Linked DNA regions of Homo sapiens: region 1 is linked to region 2. The links are chromatin contacts, found by Hi-C or POLR2A ChIA-PET in ENCODE. All regions are on one chromosome and are shown on one strand. Each heading gives the region's core, a stretch centred on a gene start or an enhancer-like site at or near the end of the contact. The rest is flanking DNA. Distances are from core to core; before and after follow the strand shown. Region 1 has its middle 130 kb from the start of KLF13. Region 2 holds the start of LINC02352 (long intergenic non-protein coding RNA 2352).

What was found. A loop is a pair of places that touch in the nucleus more often than their neighbours do. ChIA-PET counts read pairs that join two places held with the same protein, here RNA polymerase II (POLR2A). Pooled maps may share reads with other maps.
Region 1: a loop to region 2 is called in a pooled map, with 3 times the contacts of the local background. The contact joins the enhancer-like site here to the promoter of LINC02352 in region 2. A Hi-C loop is called at or near these places in 4 of 168 maps with a recorded cell type or tissue (CD14-positive monocyte, IMR-90, MCF 10A and 1 more) and 8 of 50 pooled maps. POLR2A ChIA-PET finds 5 or more read pairs at or near these places in 13 of 52 experiments (BJ, CD4-positive, alpha-beta memory T cell, CD8-positive, alpha-beta memory T cell and 10 more).

Annotation. Positions count from the first base shown.
Region 1 is chr15:31,455,071-31,461,277 of GRCh38, reverse strand. No RefSeq gene overlaps it. Among named protein-coding and RNA genes, the nearest start is that of KLF13, 130 kb to the right of the region's middle. Within about 2 kb of position 2,022, at least 4 of the 41 ENCODE cell types and tissues checked have a DNase peak (open chromatin) inside an H3K27ac peak, as active enhancers do; they include OCI-LY7, where a contact is called at or near this core.
Region 2 is chr15:31,213,959-31,220,004 of GRCh38, reverse strand. LINC02352 (long intergenic non-protein coding RNA 2352) reads right to left here and starts at 3,984. Exons shown (of 2, transcript NR_135834.1): 1 at 3,968-3,984. LOC124903454 (a long non-coding RNA gene) reads right to left here and starts at 3,691. Exons shown (of 2, transcript XR_007064556.1): 1 at 2,876-3,691; 2 at 479-716.

The DNA.
Region 1 (6,207 bases), core at 773-3,272, 240 kb before region 2:
CTGGAAGTGCCCCAATAAACCCTAGGTCTCATTCGCTGGCTCCAGCTCTTAGACATGTTGCCATCGCTACTGGAGTCAGTAGGGATCTGGCACAACACCTCAAGAACGTTCCTCAGATTCAGTTCAAGGATCTCGCTCAGAAATGGGTCTCAGTGCCCCAGAGTGAAGAACAAGTCCACATCCCAAGCCTGCAGTGGAGAATGAGCTCAGGGGCCAATGATCTGGTGGAAGGGCTTGCCCGAGAGAGAAACAGGGATCTCCACTGCCAGGAGGGATGAATAAACTCATCTGAATCAACCCAGCTAATCTGTCCACCCATCAATCCAGCCAACAACTTAAAAAAAATGCTCAAAATATGAGAAACATCTGCTAAAGATATGAGATTAATGAGGTTATAAAGAATGACCTTGTTTAGGACTATTTAAAGTCTAGAGGTGACTGCTGATGCTGGAAGAGTGACAAAGAAACATGAAGATCTTTTGTAGGGTTAAGGGGACAAAAAGCAGAATTCAGGGCCCACCAAGAATAGAAACACTAGTTGGGGCCAGGCTCAGTGACTCACGCCTGTAATTCCAGCACTTTGGGAGGCCAACACAGGCAGATAACTTGAGGTCAAGAGTTCGAGACCAGCCCGGCCAATATGGTGAAACCCCATCCCTACTAAAAATATAAAAATTAGCCAGGCATGGTGGTGGGTGCCTGTAGTCCCAGCTGTTCAGGAGACAGGAGAATCACTTGAACCCGGGAGGCGGAGGTTGCACTGAGCCAAGATCGCACCACTGCACTCCAGCCTGGGCGACAGAGCATGACTCCATCTTTAAGAAAAAAAAAAAAAAAAAGAGGCTGGGTGTGGTGGCTCATGCCTGTAATCCCAGCACTTTGGGAGCCTGAGGCGGGTGGATCACAAGGTCAGGAGATGGAGACCATCCTGGCTAACACGGTGAAACCCCGTCTCTATTAAAATACAAAAAAAAATTAGCTGAGCGTGGTGGCGGGCGCCTGTAGTCCCAGCTGGTGGCGGGCGCCTGTAGTCCCAGCTACTCAGGAGACTGAGGCAGGAGAATGGCGTGAATACGGGAGGCGGAGCTTGCAGTGAGCCAAGATCGCGCCACTGCACTCCAGTCTGGGCGACAGAGCAAGACTCCGTCTCAACAAAAAAAAAAAAAAGAAAGACTAGTTGGGGTGGGTGTCACCCTTTGCATGGGGATACCAAAAGATTGCCTTCTCTGAGAAAACAAGAAAATTAACCCTCATGAGGGCTACAGCCTGGCTTCAGTCATCAGTGTGGCTCAGGAGACCTCAATTTCTGAGCTGGATTAAAGAGAATGTTTATGCTATGAACCTGCCAGAAGCAAGTCTCTGTAAAAATAACAATAATAATAATAACAATAATATCATTATCCTATGCTTCAAAGTATTTTTATAAAGTTTTGCATACTTAATATCCAACTCAAAATGAAAGAGAACCAAGAATTCAAGAAGACAAATCAACACAAACGAAAACTAGTAGAAACAATAGGCAATAGAAATTGACCCATACAAGCCCCAAGTAGTGAGGATATCACATGGAGATTTTTAACTAGCTATGCTTACTACTTTCAAAAAGATAAAACACATAATTAAAAATTCTGCTGAAACTGAAACTGTTTTTTTTAAATGAAATAGCATAAATGAAAGAAGCCAGACCCAAAACGCTATATATCATATGATTCCATTCATATGACATTCTGCAAAAGATGAAACTATAAGGATGGAAAACACATCAGGGGTTATGAGATTCAGAGGATCAGGAGATGGCTATTATAAAGGGGATGCACAGGACAATTTTTAGGGTAATGGAGCTACTCTGTCTGCTACTGGAGTGCTAGCTACAAGTATCTCTGTGTTTGTCAAAACCCATAGAACTGTACACATTACAAAGAGTTCATTTTTAGTGCATGCAAATTACAAAACCTCAACCAGTAGGTTGGGGAATCCCAGGATGGAACACAGACTGTGACAAGACACTCACTGAATTACAAACATGACCTCCGTGAGGGGGTGGGAGGAGGAGCTGGCCTAAGTAAGTTGGGAAAGCGGTGTTCTTACTGGAAACACCTGCAGACAAAGGGAGCGATGCTCTACTCAGCACATGCATGTCAAGTGAGAGCAGGCTAATGATTCCGAAGCTTCCACACAGGTACACTGGGCTTGAACAAACAAGTGAAGGCATGCTGGGTGGTTAGAGCCAGTGTCTCAGTGTGGCGAGTGTGGAAGGGGGGTTATGGATCAACAGTGGGGGCGGGAATGAGTCCTGTAGGGCTGGCCTTGAGTCTGAGATATCAGTGTGAATCCAGGCTTAGTTCAGTGGACAAAGAGGGACAGAGAGAAATCACTAAAGGCACAGGATATGATATGGTTTGGATGTGATCCCAATGTGATCCCCAATGTTGGCAGATCTCCCATGAATGGCTTGGTGACTCCTCACAGTAATAAGTGACTTCGTGCTGTCAGTCCACACGAGAGGTGGTTGTTGAAAAGAGCCTGACACCCCTCCCCTCTCTCTTGCTCCCTCTGTGGCATGTGACGCACCAGCTCCCACTTTTCCTTCCACCATGACTGAAAGCTTCTTGACATCCTCACCAGAAACAGATGCTGGCTCCATGCTTCTTGCACAGCCTGCAGAACCATGAGCCAAATGAACTTTTTTCTTTATAAATTATCCAGCCTCAGGTATTCTTTTATGGCAATGCAAATAGACTAACATGATATACAAATGGGTGAGTACACATACATATGTGTCCTAGCTCTGTCCACTAAGAGAGGCTAGAGCAACAACTCTCCAGTGGCCAGGAGAACACCCAGCGCCCAGGTCTTGGGCTCTATACCATTTTCCAATCAAAGGAAACAGGATCCCTGGAGAAAGGAGAAATCCAGGAAAGAAAGGCAGAGGCTGCAGCATATCTCTGCTTCCCTTCAGCCTGAGTTGGGGGAGACCCCCAGGGTTGCCCCAGGTCTAGCTGGAGCTCATTTTGTCATATGCTTCAACTCAGGTCCATCCCTTCAAAGTCAGTGACACCACTCATCTGTGCTGCCATCAGAGGGACTTTGACAAAATGGGACTAGACCTGCCCTGAGGCCCCTAACCTAGAAAATCTCCGCACTCCCTTCACCCCAGCCTGCAGGGTCCTAAAGCCGGCTAGGCCTGCTCTGCATGGTTCACCAGGCCACCTCGTGGGACGCAGCTTTGCATGAAGAGGCCATTGGTTTTCTTCCTCCGCAGTTGCACCTGGAATCTCTGCCCACAAAAGCTAAGGGGGAGAAAATGGCCAGTCCAGGTGTCGCACAGCTGCAGGCAGAGATCCTGGCGGACCCCTTCTGTAACCAGAAGGCACCCTGTGGGGGGCTCCCTTTTGTCTTGGGGCACCTCCACCTCTACTTACAGCTGCCTGTGCCCCTGCGGCAGGCAGGGCAGGTTGGGAAAAATAGGTCCCAGCTGAGTCACACTCTTAGCTCCAGCCCAGACGGCTTCTTGGGCCAAGGCTGCTTCGGGCTGTGCTGTGCAGTACAAGAGTCTGGGTTTGTCTGGAATCCACAGTAAATAAAAAGGACATTCCCAAATGGCTCATGAAAATAACTTGCAAACACCAGGGAGAAAATAGATCATCTTAAGGAAAAAACAAAACTCCTAATCCACACTTCCTTCCCAGGCTCACTTTTTCCCAAAGAGATGTTTTTATAAAGTCATGAATGGGTTTTAAACACATATAGTAGAAGGACGGTGAAAGCAGGCTTAAAAGGGATGAAATGCTGATTTAGTTAAAAGAGAGTGATGCAGAGAACTGGGGTTTGGACACCCATTCCCGAGGAGCCACAGCCTGCAATGTGCCACGTGTCCCTCCAGACACCCAAGGCCATATGCGCATGCGTGAGGATATTTGTGTGAGTGCTTTGTACATGTGGGAGCATGCTGTGCACATGTCCAAATATCTTGATCACAGAATCCTGCTTTCTGGAAAGACACATGCCATTGTGTGAATGGATGATACTTAAGTCATCCTGTTTGGTGGGCATTGGGTGTTTCCTGACTTTTGTCACAAACACTGCTTCAGTGAACACATTTGTCATTGTCTTTACTCAATCATGAGCACATTTGCAGAATAAAATCCTACAGAAGAAATCACTGAGTCACATGTGTGCAAACACAGTTTGTTTGAGTGATGTTGCTGGAGCCGTGGGGAGTCGAGGTGGGCAGAGCCCAGCGAGGGGTCCACACCAAAACTGGCCAGACACCAGCCACAGGGCCTCTGACCTCGGCCACACTCCCCAGGGGGCACCAGAGGAGCAGCGCCAGCATGCCCCGAAGACAGGACGAATGCCCACAGTCAGCACCACCATAGGGAGGAGGAGCAGAGGAGGGCTGAGGAGACTCAGGCATCTGAATAAGACTGAGATTCCCATTAGGCTTTGCCCATCCAGGACCAGCTGAGAGGACCAGAAGCAGTGCTGAGTCCAATTGCCCTGTAGACCCTCCAGCCTGAGGAGCAAGGTGCAGTGGATGGGGACAACTGTTCCAGAAGTATGAGTGGGAAGCAGCTGCATTCATCTGCATGTAGGAGAAGCAGCCACATTCCCCTGTACCTGGAGTCTCAGCTGGAGGTCCACAGTATCTTCCCAGGAGAGGCAGGTCAGCATTTCTTATCCTGCCTCCAGCTGCCTGAGGTTAAGTTCTAGGTGAGGGTGACGAGAGGTGGGGGCTCCCTGATGTCCAGCCACCACTCGTGACATGAAGGCTCTGCCTTGGGCACAGTGCTGCTGAGAATAGTGAGGCCCCACCAGAAGAGGTAAGCTGAAAAAACCCAAAGCTACTGCCCACCTCCATCCATCAAGTGCCTAGCTCCTGAGGTGGGACTATCACCTGGAGAGAAGTGCACCCTTGTCCCCACCCCCAGCTCAATATCCATTGCTTGGAGATTTTTCCCAGAGAACCTGAGGAGTTCATCTGGAGTCAGAACATATATCAAATTCAGTTCATATCCACAAGGATTGGTTCCAGGACTCCCCAAGGATACCAAAATCCATGAGTGCTCAAGTCTCTTGTATAAAATGGCCTAGTATTTGCATATAAAATACACACATCCTCCCATATACTTTGAATCATTAAATTACTTATGCAAGGTAAATACTAATGCAATATACATGCTAGGTAAATATTTGTTATACTGTATTGCATAGGGAATAATGACAAAGAAAAAAGGCAGTTCAATATGGACACAACCATCTTCTTCTTTAAAAAAAAACAAACTAACAGTATTTTCTATCTGCGGTTGGTTAAATGATGGCTGTGGAACTCAATGATATGGAGGGCCAACAGTACCAACCTCCAGAACCACTCCTTCAAAGGATCCTGTATTTGATTGACTCCGTCTGTAGAGCAATTGAATCTCAAGGGCATTGTTGAGAACAACACCACAATCAGCCAGCAATTACTGGAGCTTAAAGCTGGTGTGGTCAGGGAAAGAGACAGTCAAAGAGGGACTGCCAAAACCACTGCCATCACTGTGACTGTGGAGCCAAAGCTGCCTGAAGAAGCAATAGCAAATGTTCAACACCAGGGGAGTAGGTTTCACTTAAACAATCCAGCCCTTCACTAAAAAATAAACAAGTAAATAGCAAGCCCTCTGGGGGAAATGGGGACAAGCACCCAGAGATGCTACAATATATTATCTGTTATCTAAAATATCCCAGCAAAAAATAATGAAACATGCTAAGAAACAGGAAAGCATCATCTGTACCTCAGAAAAAAACAGCAAGAGAAACTTCCTGTGAGAGTAACTCGATGTCAGATTTTTAAAAATAAATTTTATTTGTCTATATTTGAGGTTTACAACATGATGTTATATGTATACACAGAAAAATGGTTACAATAGTGTAGCAGATGAACATAGCTGTCATCTCCTATAGCTACTTTTTTGTGACAAGAGCAGCTAAATAGGTGTCAGATTTAACAAAGACTTTAAAGTGGCCATTATAATATGTTCAAAGAACTAAAGAAAGCCATGATTCAAGAAGTAAAGCATGATGACAATATCACATCAAATAGGAAATAGCAACAAAGAGAGAGAAATTATTTTTTAAATGAAGATACTGGAATTGGAAAGTACAATAATGGAAATAAAATTCACTAGAGTTTTTAGTGGATTAAACTGGCAGAAGATTAAAACTGGC
Region 2 (6,046 bases), core at 2,735-5,234:
GTCTGCAGCCCCGGGTTTGGGGACCACTGCTCTAGGTTGAAAGCCGCTCCAAATAAAATAAAGAGACAAGTGACTGATTACAAGATGTTTGCAAGATATATAATAGTCAAAAGGTTAATATACTTAATATATAACATTCCTGGAGTCATAACATTTTAAGACAAAGAACCTTAAAATACAGGCAGATAATAGAAGCTAAATGACAAGTATCTACATGCATGAAAACGAATCAACCTCTGAATTAGTTAGGGTAAAGCTCACCTGCTCTAACAAAGAGGCCTGATGATACAGAGGCTAGAAGAATAAACAGATTTGTTTCTGTATTAGGTTCTCCAGAGAACAGAACCAATAGGAGAAACACACACACACACACACATATATATATGATAAGTATGTGTATATTTATCTAATATATATTATAGATCTATATTAGACATTACATAGGCTATATATATACACAGACACACATGCACACACATTTATTTTAAGGAATTTTGAAGAATTTATTTTAGGGAACTGTTGTAAGGGATTCATTTTAAGGAATTGGCTTCTGCGGTTGTGGAGGCTTGGCAAATCCAAAATCTGCAGAGTAAGCCGGTAGGCTGGAGACCGATATTACAAGTTGGAGTTCACAAGCAGTTGGCCAGCAGAATTCCTCCTTGCTCAGAGCAGGTCAGTCTCTTTTCTCTTAAGGTCTTCAACTGATGGGATGAGATCTGCCCACATTGTGGAGAATAATCTGCTTTACTCAAAATCTTCTGATTTAAATGCTAATCTTATCTTAAAAAGTACTTTCACCGGTTGTGGTAGCTCAGGCCTGTAATCCCAGCACTTTGGGAAGCCAAGGTGGGCAGATCACTTCAGGTCAGGAGACCAGCCTGGCCAACATGGTGAAACCCCATCTCTACTAAAAATACAAAAATTAGCCAGGCATGGTGGCACATGCCTGTAATCCCAGCTACTTGGGAGGCTGAGGCACGAGAATCACTTGAACCTGGGAGGTGGAGGTTGCAGTGAGCCAAGATTGTGCCACCGCACTCCAGCCTGGGCAACAGAGTGAGACTGTCTCAATCAATCAATCAATTAATCAATACCTTCATAAAAACATCTAGAATAGTGTCTAATCAAATATCTGAGCGATGTAGCCAGATATTTAAGTTAACACATAAAATGTGCCATCCCTCTTTCTTTCTCAGGTTATGGATCTGAGCTGAGCAGCAGCTCTGCTCCTCCTGGTCCCCCCAAACCCCAGGACCCTTCTCTCCTGCTGCTCGCCTCCCCTTGGGCACTGCCACAGCCAGATTCTAGGCAGCTTGGAGGCCGAGGTACAGAAGAGGCTCCTATCACAGGCCTGCTCTTACTCTGTCACTGAGAACTTGGTCCTGTGGACAAGCCTAACTGTAAAGCAGGCTGGAATTGTAGTTGAGCTCAGCAGCTGCTGCCCAGCCACAGATCTGTTGGGTTGGAAGAAAAGGAACATGGATTGTTTTTTCCCTTTAGTGGAGGTGAGGTCTTGCTATGTTGCCCAGGTTGGCTTGAATTCCTGAGTTCAAGCGATCTTCCTACCTTAGCCTCCCAAAGTGCTAGGATTACAGGCATGAGCAAACCAAGAAGTCTCTACCCAACCTCCCTGTTAAAAAGGAAATGTAAACTAAATCCATGAACTACTTTCTTTTTTTTTGCTTATCAGATTGGCAAAAATTAAAAGTTTGTAATCAGTTGTATGTATCAGACAGGAGGGTTCTTAACCCATAGTAACAACTACAGAAAAAGATCTTATTTTGGAGGGCACTCCGAATCTTGAGGATGCAGGAGGAACAGGCTTGGAAAATGAGCAGGTGTCAAGAGGCCTCCCTAGGTCAATGGCAGAAGCAGGCTTGCTTGGACACTTTGGCCATGGGACATGATGCCACAGCTGGACAGAGTCATGGCCAGGCAATGCCACTAGCACCCCCATTGGACATTCTCTGCCTGTCCCAGGTCTGCAGATGCAGGGCCCTGGGGTTCTCTGCCCAAATGTCACCGTGCCCATTACCAGGGCCATCTGGGCCTGTTGAAGCTTCCCTCTTCCTCACTCTATGACCTGAAGGGGATGGAGGGTCCTTTTCTGGTGGGGTGGGGGTGGGGGTTGGGGAGGTGGAGGTCCAGTATGGAGCTTGAACCGGCAGGCTGGTGTAAGGTCCCCACTCTTTTGGAGGGTTTTACTAATGTCTCTAGGAATCTCAAACACACGGCCAGGCGCGGTGGCTCACGCTTGTAATCCCAGAACTTTGGGAGGCCGAGGCGGGTGGATCACAATGTGAGGAGTTCAAGACCAGCCTGGCCAACACAGTGAAACCCTATCTCTACTTAAAATACAAAAATCAGCTGGGCATAGTGGCAGGCCTGTAATCCCAGATATTTGGGAGGCTGAGGCAGGAGAACCGCTTGAACCCAGGAGGCGGAGGTTGCAGTGAGCTGAGATCGTGCCACTGCACTCCAGCCTGGGCGACAGAGCTAGACTCCATCTCAGAAAAAAAAAGAAAAAAGAAAAATCTCAATGCCACATAGCCAGTAGTTCCTCTTCTAGGAATCTTCCATTGGTTGCAGAAAAGAACATATTCTTAGTGTAAACAGTAATTCATGGAATAATACGCATATAAAAGTGGGAGGCCTCGTTGTTAACCTTATGAGCTCTGGAGTCAGGCTCAAATTCTGACTTCTGTACTTAGTAGCTGTGTGATCCTGGGCAGGCTACTTAACCTCTCTGTGCCTTAGGCGCCTCATCTGAAAAATGCGAGTAATAGTAATAAACTTTACTGAGGTTCGTGGTGATTAAATTAATATTTGCAAAGTGCTCAGAACTAGATCTTGGCATTTGATGAATACTGATTACCCATTAATTCTTTTTATGATATCCTGACCCCGTTTCTTCCATACAAAGCAGGTTAACATGCATCCGTGCATGTTGGTATGTGCCCAGAACTGTACACACGCACCCATTAACAATGGCTGCCTGGAAGTAGGGGTAAGAAGGAAGTGTGAGTATCCATGTCCCTTTGTGATAGATTTATTTGTGAATTACTGTAACTTCCTACATCAGGCACTGACACTTGTGGACAGGTGGGTAGGTAATAGGTAGTAGCTATACACAGGGGTGAACAAGGACCAAGCAGGCAAAGCCCCTGCCCTGGCACAGGGGACTCTTCCAGGTCTAACTCAGGCAGTGTAAGAACGCCCCAAGGGGCCTGGGATGCCCAGGAGCAGGGAAAGGGACTGAGGACCGGCGCTTCCCAGTGCCAGGCCACGGCACTCAGCATTAGCCACCCTGCTCCTGGAGGTTCTGGGGCCAGATGTCCCCCCAAGTACGCACGGTCATTCAGTGAACAAGTGCTCTCATCTGGAAGCGCACACGCCTCCGGCGGGCTGAACTGTGGAGAGGGTCCAGGCTCCACAGCGAACCGCCTCCCAGCAACCGGGCTCGCCCATCGGAGGCAGAGGTCTGGCAGGAAGGGCTGGGAAGGGCGGGGTCGGTGCGGCCTGACCCCTACACCCCTTAGGCCTGGAGGCGGATGTGCACTTCGCCCATTTCAACATTTCCTCCCCGGCTGGCCTCGGCCCAGGAAAGAGGCAGGGGTGCGGTTTCCCTCCGCCTCTCCCTCAGCCCTTCTCTCCCGCACCCCTCCTCCTCCTCCCACCGCTCCTTCCTCTCCTCCTTTCCCGCACCCCTCCTTTCTTTCTCGCTCATCTCTCTGCCCTCCTTGCCCCCTTCTTCTGCCCCTCCCCCTCCGCCTCCCCCTTCCCCTCCGCCTCCCCCTCCCCCTCCCCGGGTCCTCTCCCTCCCGTTCCCCCGCCTTGCCCTCCTCCTCCTCCTCGCGGCCCCCGCCCCGGAAACCTGGCTCGCCCCGGGAGGCTGAGGTGGGGCGCGCGGGGTGGTTCAGGGGCCCATCCTCTCCGCCTCCCGCGCGCCCCGCCCGACGGCTCGCACCTGCTTGGCGGCGGCCGCTGGATTCTCGGCCTCGGGCTGAGGAGGCAGGAGGGAAAGTGGGTCAGCGCGGGGCCGCGGCAGGGCTGCTGTTGTGCTTGGAAAGGGGCCCGGGGTGCCGGAGGCCTCTCCCAGGCGCGGCGGCAGGAGCGCCCGCGCGTGACACTCCAGGCACAAAGGGGCCGGGCCGCCGCCTGCACTGGGGCTCGGGCGTGCGGGGAGAGGCTGTCGGGCGCCGCACGCATGGACTGTGTTCCCCTTCCCGGCCACGGCTCGGGGCGGCGGGGGCCCGGGGCTCTCCTGTCCCCGAGCGATGTCCCCAAGGCCTAACACCGCGAGCCGGAGCTAGCAGGCGCCCACCACGCCCGCTCTTCGTTCGCCCCACCCGGGCTAGGTCTGGGCGGCTCCCTCCTCCGGACGCTGTCCCCGCCGCCCCGCCCTGCCCCCTGGTGTCAGCCACAGGCCTCAGCAGCCTGGCGTCCTCCTCCTGGGAGCATTTTTCTGACACCTCTGGGGGACCCGGTCCCCTGACCCCTACGCTCATGCGGTCTGCCCAGGTCTTGGGGGGGCGTTGGCTCTGTTTCCGGGAAACCTCCGAGGCTGATACCTGGCAGCAGCCCTGCGGAGGACTGCCCAGCCACTCACCTCCCGACCACCGTGCACCCCAGCAGCTCTGGGACGCCGGGCTCTGTGGGTGGGCTGGGTCGGGCTGCAGACATGGGTCACTGTCCTAGAGCAAGGACTGGCTGCGAGAGCAAGGAGGGGACCAGGCCTTTGAGATGTCAGTCCCCAAGCTCCCCTCTGCTGTCCCCTGCACAGGAGCAGAAGGGCATGGCCTGAGGGTCAGGGTGCCTCAGCTGGCTTCCTGCACTGCCGCACACCTTGTCCTGTGCCCCCCGCCCCCCGCGTGCTAGGACCTCACCGTCCTAACATGCCCAGAACTCTGGCTACTGCTGGAGCTGGGCCTCCTTCCTGGAGAGCCTATCCCCTGGGTCACCTGATGAATGTTTCACCCTGTTCCAGAAGCTTTCCAAATCTCTCGCCAGAATGCCTCTCCAGCCCTTGGCTCCTGTTGCACAATCTGCATCCTTCTGTGCCCACGCCTGGTGCAGGCCTCTTCTCAGGCTCTGGGAGGCTGGCCTCTGTGAACGCTGGGCTGAGCCAGCTTCTGACCCAGGAGGGGCCCAGGGCTGCAACATTCTCACCCTGCTCCAGGTTTGAGAAGGTATTTCCATGGGAAGCTTGTGTCAAATGCGTACCCTTCCTGTGTGTCCTCACGTGTGTGCAGCAGTAACTGCACAAGGCTATAGTCGGCACTGCTGAGCCTGGGGTAGCCCCTGAGCTTGTCTGAACCCAGCTGAGTGGAGCTCGATTGACAGGCAAGTGTTTGGTGTCCCCCTGGCTTGTAGAAGGGCCGATGTTAGCTCCTGAGACCACCATGTGTCTACTGCGAAAGGACAGCTGGACACCTGCAAGCCTCCTACAGATAGGGGAAGGAGGGAATGGGGAGAAGGGGAAAATCAGTAAAATACGACCTTTTCCAGCACCTGGGAGAGAAGGTGCTCTTGCACCAAGAGCCAGACACTGCTCTCCTGGGGGAGGGGGCCATCTTTCCCGGCTTCATCCCTCTCCCTGGCCTGGGAGGGAGGAGGAGACCCCCACTGGGCCATTCCAGGCAGGTGCTCAGCCAGTGGGCACCCTGGTCAAGCAAGCCTGGGTGCTCCAAGGTGAAAGGAACCTTAAACCCATTGGACTAGGACCCCAACCTTCTTACCACCCTCATCCAGGGACCCTTGTTTTGAAAACTTCTATATATTAAATAAATGGCAATTAAAACAGAAAAATCTGTGACTTTTTTTTTTTTTTTTTTTTTGAGACTGAGTCTCTCTTTGTTGCCCAGGCTGGAGTGCAGTGGCTCGATCTAGGCTCACTGCAAGCCCTGCCCCCCGGGTTCATGCCATTCTCCTGCCTCAGCCTCTGGAGTAGCTGGGACTACAGGTGCCCGCCACCACGCCCAGCTAATTTTTTGTATTTTTAGTAGAGACGGGGTTTCACCATGTTAGCCAGGATGGTCTCCATCTT